2 separate regions of the Homo sapiens genome follow, and region 2 is linked to region 1. Evidence: chromatin loops called from intact Hi-C (ENCODE). Cell type or tissue: GM12878. All regions are shown on one strand. Region 1 has its middle 52 kb from the start of PTGIS. Region 2 overlaps B4GALT5 (beta-1,4-galactosyltransferase 5).

Region 1 (5,000 bases):
TCCAGGGCTCTGGACTTGAATGTCGAGTTACCTACTTGAAATATCCTAAAAACACAGCCTGGTTCCCCACAAAGACTTATTTCATTCCTCCTTCCTTATCTCCGCACTCTCCAGTCTTTGTTCCTCAGTGACACCACCCTGTAGCTCAAGCATCAAAGTGACGTATCATTCTCAAGTCCTCTGTTTCCCTCCCACCACCTCCAAAATTTGTCCTGAGTTTTCCATTTCTCTGTAACCCCATGGCCACCACCCTGGTCCAGGCTGCTACCGTCCTCACCCTTGACCTCCTTGCTGTTTCTTTTTGGGGTTTTTTTTTTTTTTTTTTTTTTTTTGCTGCTACATTTGCTTCCCATGCTGCCGGGGGAACTTTCAGAAACATAAATCAAAACATGTCACTTGCCTGCTGGAAACCTTCCAGTGGCCTCTGGCTGCCTTTCCAAAGACTCCCAAGTCCTCACATTGGCCTACAAGGCCCCATCTTCTTCTCCAGCCTTCCCTCCTCCCTTCCTATTCAGCCACATTGGCTTCCTTTCATGTTCTCCAGCAAGCCAAGTTCTTTCCTGCCTAGGGGCCTTTGCACTTGCTGTTTCTTCTGTCTGTAACTCTCTTCCTTCTGCTCTTCCTATAACTGCCTCTTTCTCTTCTTTTAAAGCCCAGCTCAACCATCACCTTTCCAGAGATCACTTCCCTGATCATCTAATTGAAGGACCTCACCCTTCACCCTGGTCACTCTCAACCCTATCATCCTGTTTATTCCCTTCATAACTCAGCAATGTCGGGAGCTCACTTACTTGTTGACTTGTTTATTGTCTATCCACCTCTCTTCCCCAGAATGTTGGTCCCATGAAGGCAGGGATTTAATATCTTTCTTATTCAGTGCATTAGATGGAAACCAGGTACACACAGCACAGTGCCTGGCACATAGAAAATGCTCAATAAATATTGGATGGATGGATGGATGGATGAGATGGATGAATGAATGGATGGGATGGATGGGATGGATGGATGATAGATGGATGGGATGAATGGATGGATGTGATAAATGGATGGTTGAGATGAACCGATGGATGAATGGATGGGTGGATGGGTAATGAATAGCTGGAATGGGTAGTTGGATAGATGGATGATGGATGGGTGGATGAGATGGATGGATAGATGGATGATGAGGGATGGATGGATGAGATGGATGGATAGATGGGATGGATGGATGGGATGAATGGATGGATGAAATGGAGGGATGAATGAATGAGATGGATAGGAGGGATGAATGAATGGGATGGATAGGATGGATGAATAGATGGATGAATAGGTGGATGGATGAATGGGTGGGTGGGGGATGGATGGATAGGGTGAATGGATGGATGGATGAATGGATAGTTGGATCGATGGATGGATGGATGGATGAATGAGATGGATGGGATGGATGGATGAATGAGTGGGATGGATGAGATGGATGGATGGATGAATGGATGTGTGGGTGGGGGATGGATGGTTGGGATGGATGAATGGATGAGATGAATGGATGGATGAGTGGATGACATGGATGGATGGATAGATGGATGGGATGGATGGATGGATGGATGAGTGGATGGGATGGATGGGTGGATGAATGGATGGATGGATGGATGGATGGGATGGATGGATGGAAGGACGGATGGGTGGGTAATGGATAGATGGGATGGGTGGATGGATAAATGGATGGATGGAATGGATGGATGGATGGATGGATGAGTGGATAGGATAGATGGCTGGATGGATGGATGGATGAGTGGATAGGATAGATGGCTGGATGGATGGATGGATGGGATGGATGGATGGATGGATGGACGGATGAGTGGGTAATGGATAGATAGGATGGATGGATGGATGAGAGGATGGGATGGATGGGATAGATGGATGGATGGGGGATGGATGGATGGATATGCAACCAGATAAACAAACCTAAAGTACACCTTTAATCATGCCACTCTCCTTCTCCAGAACCTAACTTGGCTGCCCACTGCCTATGGAATAGACAGCAAACTCTCCTCTGGGACATTCAAAGCGTTCTGAACTGATTCCAAAGTGGGGGTGCAGTGAGTGATAAGTGAGAAGATAAGTCATTCATACTGAAGCATTAGGAAGTGGATCAGTTAACCATCTCTCTCCTTGATCTGGGCATGAGCCATTTGAGGGCAGGGTCATCTTCATCTCTCTGTCTAGACATTGAGCCCTTGGTCAGCAACATCAGAGATGTCTGATGAATAAATACATGACTGAGTGAGCGAGTGAGCAAGTGAAAGCAGCCCCACTCTGCCCCAAAAAGCCAGCAAGCGAAAAGCAGGAAGCTTCAGACCCAGAGGGCTGAACAGTTCAAATTTAGAATAGGAGAGCAGTTTCACTGTTTCAGGTCACTGCTCCTGGCCAAGGTTTCAAAAGTATGTAAAGCTGGGGCTCTGCAGCAACAGGAAAATTGAAACTTACCAGAAACTAGACTGGCAGTGTCTCTCGGGAGGGACTGATTTGAATGCCAATGACCTGATCCTCCAATTATAAGAGCAGCACAGTGTCAGACTAAAAAGCACACTCCCACGTAATTGCAACCAAAGCCACAAAGACTCCCACAACTAAGAGTGGCACTTCTTCAGTGTCCCGTCCTGCTGACACACTTTTGGTTTTTGCAGACCTTGGGCCCTTCCATTGTGACTCTTGGTTTGCAGGTGGAAGAGGAGCAGAGCTGTGAAGAGGAGAGCTTGGGGTCACCTCAGCTCTGCCAGAGGTTCTGTGACCTGCCAGAGGCTCTGGGACCTTCCCTGAGTCATCATCTGTGGAGAAAGGACTTGCCACTGAGTGGTGTGTTCTACTTGTACCGCTCTTCTGATCGATCAGCGTCTTTGATTGGGTTCCCTGGGAAACAGACTCAGAGAGCTGGGCACGCAGGTGGTTTACTGGGGAGTGCTCTCACGCACAGCACCTGTGAAGGGGGTAGAGTGGTGTGGGGGGCAGTGATGTGGGGCTGGAATGCAGGCACACCAGAGGCCTCACCAGAGCTCAGAGGCTGGAACAGCCCTTCTGAGTTGCCTACATCAGGACCATGAAATGGGGTCCTTAGACCCCCATGTCAACCCGACGTTGGAGGTGGCCTGCCCCTATGGAGGAGGCAGTCTTAGGCAAGGCGATTCTCCTTGGCTGAAGGCGAATCCTGGAGCCTCTGTCCTGAAGGAGAATCCAGGTGGCAGACTACAATCTCCACTGAAGTCCACTCCTCTTCACTTCCACCGCCTGGAGCCAACCCATCACCTCTCATCTGGATGCAGCCTTAAGATCCTCCCCAGAGCTCAGCATTCATGCTTGGCCCTTCACCAACAGAGTCCAATCTGCACCAGGAACCCAAAGCCACAGGAGGTCTCCCAGCACAGAAATCAGATCACTTCACTTCACTGCTTGAAACCCTCAAATGGCCTCCCAGAACAAAACACACTCAGAATAAAATCCTGAGTGATCCCTGCCTCTGCCTATGACCTCTCCCTTCACTGTGCTTCAGCCCTTTCTCTCTCTCTCTCTTTTATAACAATCCATCATGACGTTCAATGTTCTCTTTTTCTTGAGACAGCAGCTGTGTTCCACCGCAGGGCCTTTGCTCTTGTTGTTCCCGCTGCCTGACGTTCTCTTCCCTCAGATCTTCCCATGGCTGACTCTACGTCCTTCAAGTTTCATCTGACACGTCACCTCCTCAGAGGGATATTCCCTGGTTATCCGATCTAAAGTGGTTCCACATTCCTCGCACGTTACCTTCCTTTTAAACCACTTCTCACTGTCTGAAACTATCTTATGACTTTACTAGTTGACTTCCTGTCTCCTTCCATCAGAATAAACTCCGTGGGGGTAGGAATCACATCTGCCTTGTTCAACTCTGTTACCTGCAGCCTCTAAACCAGAAACCAATGCGTTGTAGGTGTTATCTATTTGTTGAATGGCTTAATAATGATTTCATGATTCTGTCTCCTTACTTATTGCTAATCTTGCTCTTTTTACTGTTTGCCTTAATCAATCAGATTTGTCAGGATTTATCTGTCTTCAGGTGCTTTCTTTTTAAAGAACACCTTTTTCACTTTATTTATCACTTCTACTTTGTTTTTTCTATTTCATTAATTGCATAGTTTACCTTTAATTTCTTATTCCTATCCTTTTGGCTTCTTATATTTTCTATTTTCTTAAGTTAAATACTTAATCCACTTTGTTTTCAATTTTTAAAAATAATAGACGTCTTTAAGGCTATACATTTTCCTCTGTAGGCAGCATTAGCTATGTCTCACACACTTTGGTATGAACAGTGTCTGCTTTTTAAGACTCTAGATAAGTTTCCATGTTGGTTCTGATTTTCCTCTGATTCAGGGGCCATTTAGAAATAATAGCTATTTTTCAAGAAGTTAAAATTTTGAGGTTGCTTTTGATAATTTATTCTGAATTTTATTGGATTATGAAATGAGAATGTGGCTTGGAAACATCTCTACTTTGCAACTTCACTTTGCCATTTACAAACTCTCACTAGACCAGAGTTTCCTTGCTGAGCATGTTTCCTCATCTGTAAAGCGAGCACAATAAACAGTGGCTACAGATTTATGCCAGGTGTGGTGGCTCATGCCTGTAATCCCAGCACTTTGGGAGGCCAAGGCAGGTGGATCACTTGAGATCAGGATTTCGAGACCAGCTTGGCCAACGTGGTGAAACCTCATCTCTAGTAAAAATGCAAAAATTAGCCAGGCATGGTGGTGCACACCTGTAATCCCAGCTACTCAGGAGGCTGAAGCAGGAGACTCACTTGAACCTGGGAGGCAGAGGTTGCAGTGAGGTGAGATAGCACCATTGTACTCCAGCCTGGGCAACAGAGCGAGACTCCGTCTCAAAAAGGAAAAAAAAAAAAGAGTTTCTATGGCCACCTGGGATAGGAGGCTTTTCTTGAAGCCACTTTACCCTAATAAACCCATTGTCTTTACTTATGTTGTATTTATATCTGCAGC
Region 2 (5,000 bases), 55 kb after region 1:
CTCACACCTATAATCCAAGCCCTTTGAGAAGCCAAGGTGGGTGGCTTGGCCTCGACCTCCGCAAAGGCTTGGATTTAAAAAAGAAAACAAACCAGAAAAAAAACAAACAAAAAACAAATCTTGTAAGGCTACACTTTGGAAAGAAAATCAAAAACAAATTCTTCCCACAGATCACATAACTGCAAAGGGGGAAACGTGCATTTACAATGGAGAGATCAGATAGGTACCACTTAACCAAGTGCCCAAACTGGGTTATCACCAACTAGAACAAACTAAGATTACCTTCTGAGTATTCTTGCCAAAAACTTTTAATTTAAATCGAATCAAGCTCTTAGACTTATCTTCTGGTTTACAAAAATACAGTGGATTGGCCAGGCGCAGTGGCTCACACCTGTAATCCCAGCACTTTGGGAAGCCGAGGCAGGCGGATCACAAGGTCAGGAGTTCGAGACCAGCCTGGCCAACATGGTGAAACCCCATCTCTACTAAAAATACAAAAATTAGCTGGGCGTGGTGGTGGATGCCTGTAATCCCAGCTACTCAGGAGGCTGAGACAGGAGAATCGCTTGAACCCAGGAGGCAGAGATTGCAGCAAGCCGAGATCGTGCCACTGCACCCCAGCCTGGGTGACAAAGAGAGACTCCAACTCAAAAAAAAAACAACCAGAAAACTAGGGAACACATCAAAGTGACACTAGGCAATTCCAGAATGTAGGACATGCAATAATACTGGCCTGAACTCTTTCTCAAAGAGTTACTACAATGAGCAGTGGATGGGGTGAGAAAGCTACTAAAGACTAACAGACATAACCAAATGTAATATGTTATTTTGGGGATGGGGGCAGCTACAAATAACATTCTGAGCACCACTGGATGAGGACTGGATATTAGAAAGTATTATGATCACTTCTCGGCCTTCTGGCTAAGATCAAGTATTGAAAAGATTATGAAAGTACTGTTAATTTTCTTAGATGCAATAATAGTACTTTGATTAAACAGGAGAATGTCATTTTTTAAAGAGATGTGTGCTGAAGTATTTAAAGGTTAACTGCCTGGATAATTATCAACAATTTAACGTGGCTCAGTGGAGAAAGCAGAGCCACAGTTCAAACAAAAAAAGCAAAATAGTGGTAACTGTTGACTCCAGATGGAAGATAATGCTTTTATTGTGTTATTCTTGCAACTTTTCTGTAAGTTTGAATTTTTTCATAATAAAAAGTTCTGGGGGCCAGGCATGGTGGTTCACGCCTGTAATCCCACCACTTTGGGAGGCCGAGGTGGGCGGATCACGAGGTCAGGAGATTTAGACCATCCTGGCTAACACAGTGAAATCCCATCTCTATTAAAAATACAAAAAAAAAAAAAAAAAAAAAAAAATTAGCCAGGTGTGGTGGCAGGTGCCTGTAGTCCCAGCTACTCGGGAGGCTGAGGCAGAGCTTGCAGTGAGCCGAGACTGTGTCACTGCACTCCAGCCTGGGCGACAGAGCAAGACTCCATCTCAAAAAAAAAAAAAAAAAAGATGTGGGAAAAGTTTGGTTTGGGATGTATCTAGATTGCCAACTAAACCTAAATCAAAGTATACTAATATTAAAAATCCTGTAAATGGGCCAGGAATTGTTACAGAGGGAATAAAGACCCTAGCAATGTTCACATAAGAAGTTAAAGCACTGCGGGGTTTTTCTATGCCCGTAAAGTATTCTTTAGTCTTTGGAATCAAGAACTGCATTTAGGGTCGGGTGTGGTGGCTCATGCCTGTAATCCCAACACTTTGGAATTACAAAATCCCAGGAATTAGTAACTTTTTTTAGTGAGTCTGCAAATGTTACTGAATAAGCCAGCCGCAGGACTGCTCATGGAAGGGGAAGGGAGGCACAGGAGACCGAGGTGGGAGGATCACTTGAGCCCAGTAGTTACAGAGACCAGACCAGCCTGGGAAACATAGCGAGACCCCATCCCTATTAAAAAAAAAAAAGAAGAAGAAGAAGAAAAAGAATTGCATTTAGTCTTTACCTATAACGTCCTATAATGTCATAGGTGAACTAAAAGAAATGATAAATATATCCTCCTGTTGTCTCTCAATGGCTTTCCACCACTTTCAAGGTCCAAATTCCTCATGCTTAGTATGACTCAGAAAAGTCCATAAAACCTGGCTCCTGCCTCTGGAATTTCAGTTCTTGCCACTCCCAACTCTACCCACAATGGACAGTTCTCTGGAACCTGCTAAGATCTCAGACAATGCTGCTCCTACTGGCTAGGTGCAAAGACACAAAAACTAAGATTTCAAAAGCAAAAAATCCCGGGAAAAATAATCTATCACAACAAAAGCATGAGCTCAGGAAGAAAAGGGAGTGGAGGGGATAAGAGCAGGGGAGGGGGACCAAACCCAACTTTGCCTCCCTTCCCCTTCCACGAGCAGCCTGGTGGCTGGCTTGTTCCGTGTGTTCAGTAACATTTGCAAGGACCAAAAAAATCACTAATTCCTAAGATTGCTGTTACTCTCAAACAAAAGTCAATTCCCAAGCCCACACACCCCACAGTCAAGCTGAGAGTTAAAACTCAGAAAACTCAAAGGCCTTAGGATACTGACCCTATGCTGGCAACCACATAGCTCAGAAATGCAACAAATATTAAATTATGGTGTCCTGTAATGGATTTACACTTTACTTTTAAATATTAACAAGACGGCCACAGGGAGTAAGTTTATCAAGGGATAAGAATCCTAACAGTACCTCCTAGTTCACTCAGAGGCCAATTAACATTTCCCACCACGCCCAACAACAAGGCTCCTGGGGGTGTTCAAAGTTGCTTATGACCCTGTGGAGCTATCAGCAGGTACCTCTGCCCCAGAACCTATTATGAGCAATGCACTAGGGGCTCGGTGCACAAGGAAACACCTGAACTACAACTACCCAAGCAAATATCATATCTTTGTAGGTTGTCGGGTTTCTTCAGCTGTCTGAAGATACAAAACCTCATGTGACTGTTTGATTTTTAGTCTCTTCTCACCTTGGTCTTCCTTTCTCACAGTTATTTTTAAAATCAGCAACTGGCTAATATTTGAAAACTGTCAGTAGCCAACTGTCCGTTTCACAATTAGATCACTGTTCAAAAGGAGCAGAATTTTCAACTCTAGACTTTAGTTCAACAAGCTAGCAAATCATTACAGGAATGAGTGACTTCATCTTTACAGCTGGGTCGCTGCACTATGAGGCTACACTAAAATATACCTAATTGTTGAATTCCAACATGTCTGTAGGCCCTCCCCGCATCTTCAAGGTTAGAGTTTTTATTATTGCATCCTCCCCCAACCCAACCCCCCCAGACAAAGCTTGGCATTTTCGGAATCCCTACTCATAAAGTGACTCAGTCCACCGATGGGCCAACTGACAAATCCTTAAGGGATTAAGATATTACCAGGTAAAAAGTGACTTTTAAAAATGTACATAATACATATATATGTAGAGAGAGAGAGTGTGTGTGTGTGTGTTACAGGAAAGCTATTAACTATACTATGAATAAAACAAAATTTCACTGAAAATAAAAGTGATCAGGTAGCACTGACTACAACCTTCTAAATTCCCCCTAAATGAATCCACAGAAAGACTTTCTTGAAGGGTCTTTTGCTAATTTGCGGTTAGAACACAACACACTCAAGAAAATGATGCTCACAGCAGGACACTAATACTAAGTAATTTCTGAGATTATGTCTGCATTTGTGCTAAATAATTTATGCTAGGAGCAGAAATAAAAGCAGAGATGAAGTTAAGCTATTGATTGAAGACTGTGCTAACCCCATTAAAAATAAAGAGAGGTATGAATGTGTGCCTTCACAACTCAGCTCAGGATATACTTGCCAACTGAGCTCTTCCTTCCGTAAGAAGGCCCATTGCTCTTGGCTACTGCGCAGGGGCTATGAAGGCCCCATGGTTCTAGGACTAGAGCAGATGCGTACAAACTCCCTAAAGTCACAGGAAGGAAGGGGAGGCACAACTGGAGAGAAGTTGGTGAACTGCCTCTCTGGCCCATAGGGGCATGAGGGCGGGGGGCACAGAATAAAACCATAAAGCAATAATTTTCACTATTTAAAAGAACAAGTCTAAATGGCACACATCCTCTGTGTCTAAGATGACTAGCACTGCTGTTTTTTGATGAGTCATCAAGGGCAGTCATGCTGAAAAGCAGGGATACTTCTGTATTCCACCTATGTAATCATTCCAAAATTATGGGATTGGAACATTACAATACCTATGATGTATGTCCTTATATTTGTATGTGTTTGTGTGCTTACCCTTAAGTGGTGTTTTTTGTTTTGTTTTGTTTTTGCTGACTTCTTTGTTCTAGGGGGTATTTCTGCAGCCTTCTCAGAAAAACCTCAGGGTATTAGAGAAGGTACAACTTGCTAATGGCATCTGGTGAGCATGGGCTGGAAGGGGAACCACCGGGAAACACAGTTGTCAATAACCACACCCGCTATGGTGCAAACATGACCCACATACAAACTGAAGTACAAGTACAACCCCTCCCAAAAGTCTAGCCCTAAGATAATAGCACAGAAACTAAGCCTAACAAGGTGCTTGGAACCTCTTCCTACCTGCACCAACCACCCTCTGCACACCATCCCCAGCAAGACCCCCTGCCTCCAACTCCCCTAAAGCAGCATTTCCAGGATAGCACTATTCTTTAATCCACTGACAACTTTGGCACTGGCTAAGGCTTACTATTTTTATCCCCTTTCACACCATTCTCTGAGCAGAAATGCTAGGTGCAAACATTTGTTGGTAATTATGTTAAAGTAAGTCTTCTTAAGAACAAATGGTAAAATGAATACATGAAAACTTTGCAATCTATTTTTGAAGAATTGTCTGCAAAAAGAGTGGAAATTGAGTTTTTCTTACGCAGCTGAAAGGATAAAACAAAAATTACATATAATCAGAACACAATATAAAATAAGGATCGTACTCCCCCAAAATTACATCTGTATTTGGCTGTGAGAGGTGAAAT

The links. Peaks named below come from ENCODE experiments on the same cell type or tissue, not always from the same donor. Only the 100,000 strongest peaks of a DNase experiment are listed, where the experiment ranks them.
Region 2: it touches region 1 in a loop (4-fold over the local background); 14 of 110 quality-filtered maps call a loop at or near these places.

What each region holds. Positions count from the first base shown.
Region 1 is chr20:49,618,108-49,623,107 of GRCh38, forward strand. No RefSeq gene overlaps it. Among named protein-coding and RNA genes, the nearest start is that of PTGIS, 52 kb to the left of the region's middle. RefSeq lists a silencer at 2,540-2,589 and an enhancer at 2,720-2,789. In GM12878, no CTCF peak of the experiment used is centred here; a DNase peak (open chromatin) is centred at 2,514; H3K4me3 peaks cover 785 bases; H3K27ac peaks cover 1,619 bases.
Region 2 is chr20:49,672,731-49,677,730 of GRCh38, forward strand. All of the region lies in intron 1 of B4GALT5 (beta-1,4-galactosyltransferase 5), which reads right to left. Among named protein-coding and RNA genes, the nearest start is that of B4GALT5, 39 kb to the right of the region's middle. RefSeq lists an enhancer at 3,868-3,947. In GM12878, no CTCF peak of the experiment used is centred here; DNase peaks (open chromatin) are centred at 3,121 and 4,421; H3K4me3 peaks cover 2,381 bases; H3K27ac peaks cover 3,377 bases.